Linked DNA regions of Homo sapiens: region 1 is linked to region 2. A link is a loop called in an ENCODE intact Hi-C map of the cell type or tissue named here. Cell type or tissue: endothelial cell of umbilical vein. All regions are shown on one strand. Each heading gives the region's core, and the rest is flanking DNA. Links, peaks and the distances in the headings are about the cores only. Region 1 overlaps MECOM (MDS1 and EVI1 complex locus). Region 2 has its middle 25 kb from the start of ACTRT3.

Region 1 (2,923 bases), core at 228-2,727, 610 kb before region 2:
GGTTTTTGTTCATTTAAAAAAGCTTTTAAGCATGAAAATCTTTAGATGTTTATTCATTCTACCATAAAAATGTCATCAGTTTTTTTTCATTCTAAGGTTATTTATTAAACAATCCCATAATCAGATAGAGGTTTTAGAAGAAAGAATGAAGTTCTACGATTAACTGGTGAAAATGAGACCAATTATATTATACCACAGTATCTTTGCAAAACCCTAGAGTACTCTGAGAAGGAAATTATTCCTTTGCCTCATATATTCTTCTCTCTCTTTAACAGTGCCAATAAGTCTTTTCTCCCAATCTTCCTAAGAATGTCCACAAACAGAATCAATCTCTTTTTTCTTTTCTTTTTTTTTTTTTTTGAGACAGGGTCTCAATCTGTTGCCCAGGCTGGGGTACAGTGGCATGATCACAGCTCACAGCAGCCTCAACCTCCCTGGGCTCTGGTGATCCTACTACCTCAGCCACCTGAGTAGCTGGGACTACAGCATGCAACACCACACCCAGCTAATTTTTGTATTTTTTGGTAGAGATGGGATTTCACTGTGTTACTCTGGCTGGTCTCGAACTCCTGGGCTCAAGCAATCTGCCCATCTAGGCCTCTCAACGTCCTAGGATTACAAGTAAGCCACTGCACCCAGCCCAGAATCAATCTTATTAAGCCAAAAAAGTCCAGATTCTAAATATCTGAGCAAAACACATACACACACACACACACACACACATACACTACCAAAACAATAACACAACAACCACCATCATATTCTAAGAATATATTCTTAGAAGATATTACTGTTAACTATGGTTTTTTGCAAGATCACATGATATTTCAAACTAAGAAAAGCTGCATAAGTTGATGTCTTATAAGATCAGCAGAAATGCTCATACTTTAATTTTATTTATCTATTTATATTTTGGAAAGATGAGAACTTTGTACGTGCCTCTTTATTCCAGTAGGTGGCTCTAAAGTCCAATTGTTTATTTTTCTATAACAAGACCGGAGCACAAAATTGTGCTAAATTTGAAAAATAACTTAATGAGGAGTATTTTCTGCTTAGCTTCTTTCCTGTCAAAATAAAATAATTTTTTTTCATTCAATAGTAGTTGAACCACCTGAAGCTGGTTTATAGAAAACAATGCTAAACATAAAATGTTGCTATAATATGTTATAATATAACCTAAGATTCTTTGTATTTGTCCACAGATAGAATCCAGACTAACTTGGCAAAATTACTCCTCATTATGTGCTGTTTCTATAAAAAAAATAGTTTATTTGCACTTTGTATCCTATTAACCCTAGCTGTTCACATTTTCTTTTCCTTGGAAGTACACTGAGAACAGTTCTTTTTAAAGATTACCAGATTTAAAATAATAATAAAATAATGTGTGAGTTTGCTTTTTTCCCCTAAACTTTCCAGTTAAATACTTATAAGTACACTGTTTCATTCTGGAGTTCTATTTCCCCTTAGAAAACAATGGACTTCTCTCAACAGTTTGAATCACCTCTTTTTTTGGCATCTCTCAAAGGTTTAACTTATTAGCTTCCTTTCCAACAACATGTTGACATTTGAATTGTGACATATTAGAACTTTTCGGTGGCTTCTCGGAAATAGTGAGGTTAAAGAGACAATACCCTACAAGACAGTAAAACAGTGCAATTGTCTCTATTGGGGAATACTACTTAGACACACGTCAGGTCATTTTAAGAGAGTATTATGATATCATTATTTCTTTGTAGTCCACTATTAATCATGTCTCTTTTAATTCCATTTTAGATTTACTCAATCCAATGTGAACAGTCTAAGAAACAAAAGAAATTGATGGATACACTGTAACTATATATTATAAAGACAATTCTCTTTGCCAAGACATAGATCACTACTGTAATTTCCCTTTAAGAGTCCAGATTGTCATGTGAAGAATATTGAGTGCATACAAAATAAAAGACACGGAAGAGTGTTGATGTTGGCTTTATTTACTGGAGGTAAAAGGTGACATTCCAAGCCATGAAAGGCAAAGAAAAGCAAAGTGGATTTTAACTTCAGGGTGTTCTTTTCAATTTTAAGTGAGTTTTTATGGTGCTCATGAAACTGAGGTTTGAAAAGAACTGGCAAGCGCCAGATATAATGAGGGCAGATTCTGGGCATGCTTCCCCATATAGCAATAAGAATGTCCCTCGAAGTTCCATTTGCCATACCCTTACCAAGCTAGTCCTTTTCTCAAGGTGTTTCTACCACCTGATCTTCATTACCTCTCATCCCTTAGGGTTTTGGAGACACTTAAGCAACATTGTTTTCCTCTTCTAATTACAATGGCCCAAAAGTATAATTTGAATCCTTGAATCTAGGGATGTCTACATATAAATTTAATTTACTTTCTAATAACATTAATGGTATGCCAGCAGGCATTTGAGAAGAGACAGGAGTAATTTAAATGAAAACAAAATGAAAATTTGTAGCCCTGAAACAATATAGTGGGGAAATGATGGGATGTCATCTTAGAGGAATCAGGCCTTTCAGAAAATATACTTTTATGTTATAAAATAGATCTTTCAGCAAATAAAAATGCAACAAAGGAGTGATTTATATAGATTTTCTCACATATTTGTATATAATAAGTATGTTTGACCATGCTTATAAAATAGAGTTATAATGTCTTTAAAATCTGTATTCTCAAAATCTTGAGTATATTGCAGTCCAGTGAATTACATACCATCTGTGTTATGTGCCATAAGCAGAGACACTACTAATATAACTCTCTCATTTTTGTGTTGGAGAAAAATGGAAGGGAGTCAATTAATCTGTTAAGTTCCATAAAACAGTTAATAATGGGTCTCTTCTCCTATCAGGGTTTTATGTAAAAAGTTCTCTGGATTCAAAATAAAAATATCCTGGATCTGAAATTTTGTAATGAATATACCCCCAA
Region 2 (2,923 bases), core at 193-2,692:
AAAAAAAGAAATTTGTCCGGGTGTAGTGGCTCTCACCTGTAATCCCAGCACTTTAGGAGGCTGAGGCAGATGGATCATCCGAGGCCAGGAGTTTGAGACCAGCCTAGCCAACATGGTGAAACTCCGTCTCTACTAAAAATACAAAACTTAGCCGGGTGTGGTGGCACATACCTGTAATCCCAGCTACTCAGGAGGCTGAGACAGGAGAATCATTTAAACCTGGGAGGCAAAGGTGGCAGTGAGCTGAGATCACGCCACTGCACTCCAGCCTGGGCAACGGAGTGAGACACTGTCTAAAAAGAAAAAAATAAATAAAAAATAAAAATAAAAAAGAAATTCAAAAGGATTATAAAAGGATTATAGTCAGATTCTGAGAGGCTGGTCCTCAACTATAGGAACAAGGAAACAGTCATTTTTTAATGAAAAGTAGCCCAATACTAATGTGTGTCTGAAGTCTTAATCAGCATGATGTCATGGAAACTAAACCTATTTGATACCAGCAGATGTGACCCACTTTTTCTTTTTCATTGCATTTTGTTTCCGGTTTAATGTTCGGGAATGCAGTGGTAGACTCTTGTCCTACCTCCTAGCAGTTTTGTCTGCAAAGAGCTGTTTTCCCATCCACAGTCTTCCAAAGAGCAAACTGTCAATGGAATGATTTTGACGAATAAATGACTTGTTTTGCAATACAAAAGCAAAAGTTACAGCCGATAAACAATCAACTTAGTAACAAATGTTACATATTAAAGGTATATGTCAATGAAGGATAACACTCATTATGGAAAAATAAAAGCTAGAGAGTTACAGGAGATATGCCAATGTTCTCTCATCATACTGCACAATATTATAATAATTAGGCGTTCAAAGGAATAGATGATATTCCTTTGTACATACTTAAGATGTGGAGGATAAGACTATATATTATCCCTTTTTTAAAAAGCTCATTTATTGTTGTATCACAAAAGTAAAGCTGTTTAACCTGTAGAGCAGCTATTTTGTTTAGGTCTTCACCTGTAATTTTTGAAATTTTTGAAACTGTGGTGCCATTACTTACCAACGCGAGAAATGCACTTTATAAAGTGTAACTGCTCGGGTTGAGGGGACCAACAAGAGGATCAGATCTAAGAGAAACCTCTCCCAAAGACTAGTCTTCACCCCTCCCCCACTACTCCTTTGAGAAGGAAAGAGTAAATGTTAGCCTTGGGTACAAAATTGGCATTGTTTTATTTATTTCTTGCTTTATTTCTTGATATAAAAAATGTGAAAAGCTTACAAATTTCTAGGCAAAAAGCACACTTCAGGATTTTTTTAAATGTAAGCAAAAAACCTCTATGGGTATATAACAAGATCTGAGCATAAACTTTAACAGAACAAACTAAAACCTGCTAGCTTATCCTCTCTTGCTCCTGCCACAGACCATCTACCCACAGGTTCTCTTTGTTCACTGCATTCAGCAGCCTTCTCTGGAGCTGCTCTCCTTGTCTACCCTGGAGTGAAAGAAGGCATAGTTTTCATAGTACAAAAGTACTCACATACTTTTGTACTCCTTCAACCAACATTTAAAAAGTAATATTGTACAAACTTGCAAACTGTTTCTGTCTTCAATTTACAATTTTAAATAGGCTGATTTCACTTTACAGAGTGGGAGAAAAAAAAATCTAAGTCTGCAGTTATTCATGTGAGTGGGCTTTTTGCTACAGGTGAACAGATATTGCCATCTACTGTTGAGAAAAAATAAAAGAGTTAAGCCAAAAGTTTTCAGCCTTCTTGAGGTCTTGACAGATCATAAATTTAAAATGGAAAAAAAAATGACTTTATGAAAGTAGTCAGTTTCTTTTTACTTATACAGCTATTTAGCATTTGTAATTTGAGAACTAAAGAGAAGAAAAAGCATAATAAACCAGAAAACTTTCTTCTCTAAAATCAGAAAAATTGCTGTGAGTAATTATTCTTAGTTTCGATTAAAGTTGAAAGCAAATCATGTTTTACTGAGTTCCATTTGGCCCACAATATTAGCTGCTGCAATCGAGAAGAAATATAAGTAATGTCTCTTTTTAATTACCTTAACTTCATTTCAAAATTTACCTTATGAATAGGTTAATGTGTTTTATCATAAAAATCACTGGAAACACTCATGGCAAAGTCAGTTTTTTTTTGTTTTGTTTTGTTTTTTTTTTTTTGAGACGGAGTCTCGCTGTCGCCCAGGTGGGACTGCGGACTGCAGTGGCGCAATCTCGGCTCACTGCAAGCTCCGCTTCCCGGGTTCACGCCATTCTCCTGCCTCAGCCTCCCGAGTAGCTGGGACTACAGGCGCCCGCCACCGCGCCCGGATAATTTTTTTTGTATTTTTAGTAGAGACGGGGTTTCACCTTGTTAGCCAGGATGGTCTCGATCTCCTGACCTCATGATCCACCCGCCTCGGCCTCCCAAAGTGCTGGGATTACAGGCGTGAGCCACCGCGCCCGGCCCAAAGTCAGTTTTTAACTTTACATTTAGCTATTAATATTCTTTTGAAAAATAGAGTAGCTACCACTTAGCCTTCTTTAGGCCTCTAGTAGTACATACTTAAGCTCAAATTTACAGAAAGCCCCTTTAGGGCAAAATGCTACCATAAAAGCAATGCATCTGAGTCAGAGAACCCAGCCATGTTCAACTTCTCCCACAACCTCTCCCACTAGGAAAGGGAGACAGAGCTCTGAGCCTCAGATCAATCAATGTGAGGAATGACCTGTCTTTATTCTGGTGGCTGGTGTTGAGCTGGAGGAAATGATTTGGTGGCCGAAATTCAGTTGTTTTTGCACATAAAAAAGTATTTTCCCCTCTAAAAAATATTTATTTAACTCTGTCAACCACCACACCAAGCACCACACCACGTCCTGTAACAGCTATCTTGTATTCGAATGACGCGAATGTGAAGCGTAAT

Evidence for each region. Hi-C counts contacts between places; a loop is a spot of excess contacts. Peaks named below come from ENCODE experiments on the same cell type or tissue, not always from the same donor. Only the 100,000 strongest peaks of a DNase experiment are listed, where the experiment ranks them.
Region 1: it touches region 2 in a loop (4-fold over the local background); 39 of 110 quality-filtered maps call a loop at or near these places.

The regions. Positions count from the first base shown.
Region 1 is chr3:169,132,411-169,135,333 of GRCh38, forward strand. All of the region lies in intron 3 of MECOM (MDS1 and EVI1 complex locus), which reads right to left. Among named protein-coding and RNA genes, the nearest start is that of LINC01997, 130 kb to the left of the region's middle. In endothelial cell of umbilical vein, for the core only: no CTCF peak of the experiment used is centred there; DNase peaks (open chromatin) are centred at 951 and 1,611; H3K27ac peaks cover 672 bases.
Region 2 is chr3:169,743,077-169,745,999 of GRCh38, forward strand. No RefSeq gene overlaps it. Among named protein-coding and RNA genes, the nearest start is that of ACTRT3, 25 kb to the right of the region's middle. In endothelial cell of umbilical vein, for the core only: no CTCF peak of the experiment used is centred there; a DNase peak (open chromatin) is centred at 1,715.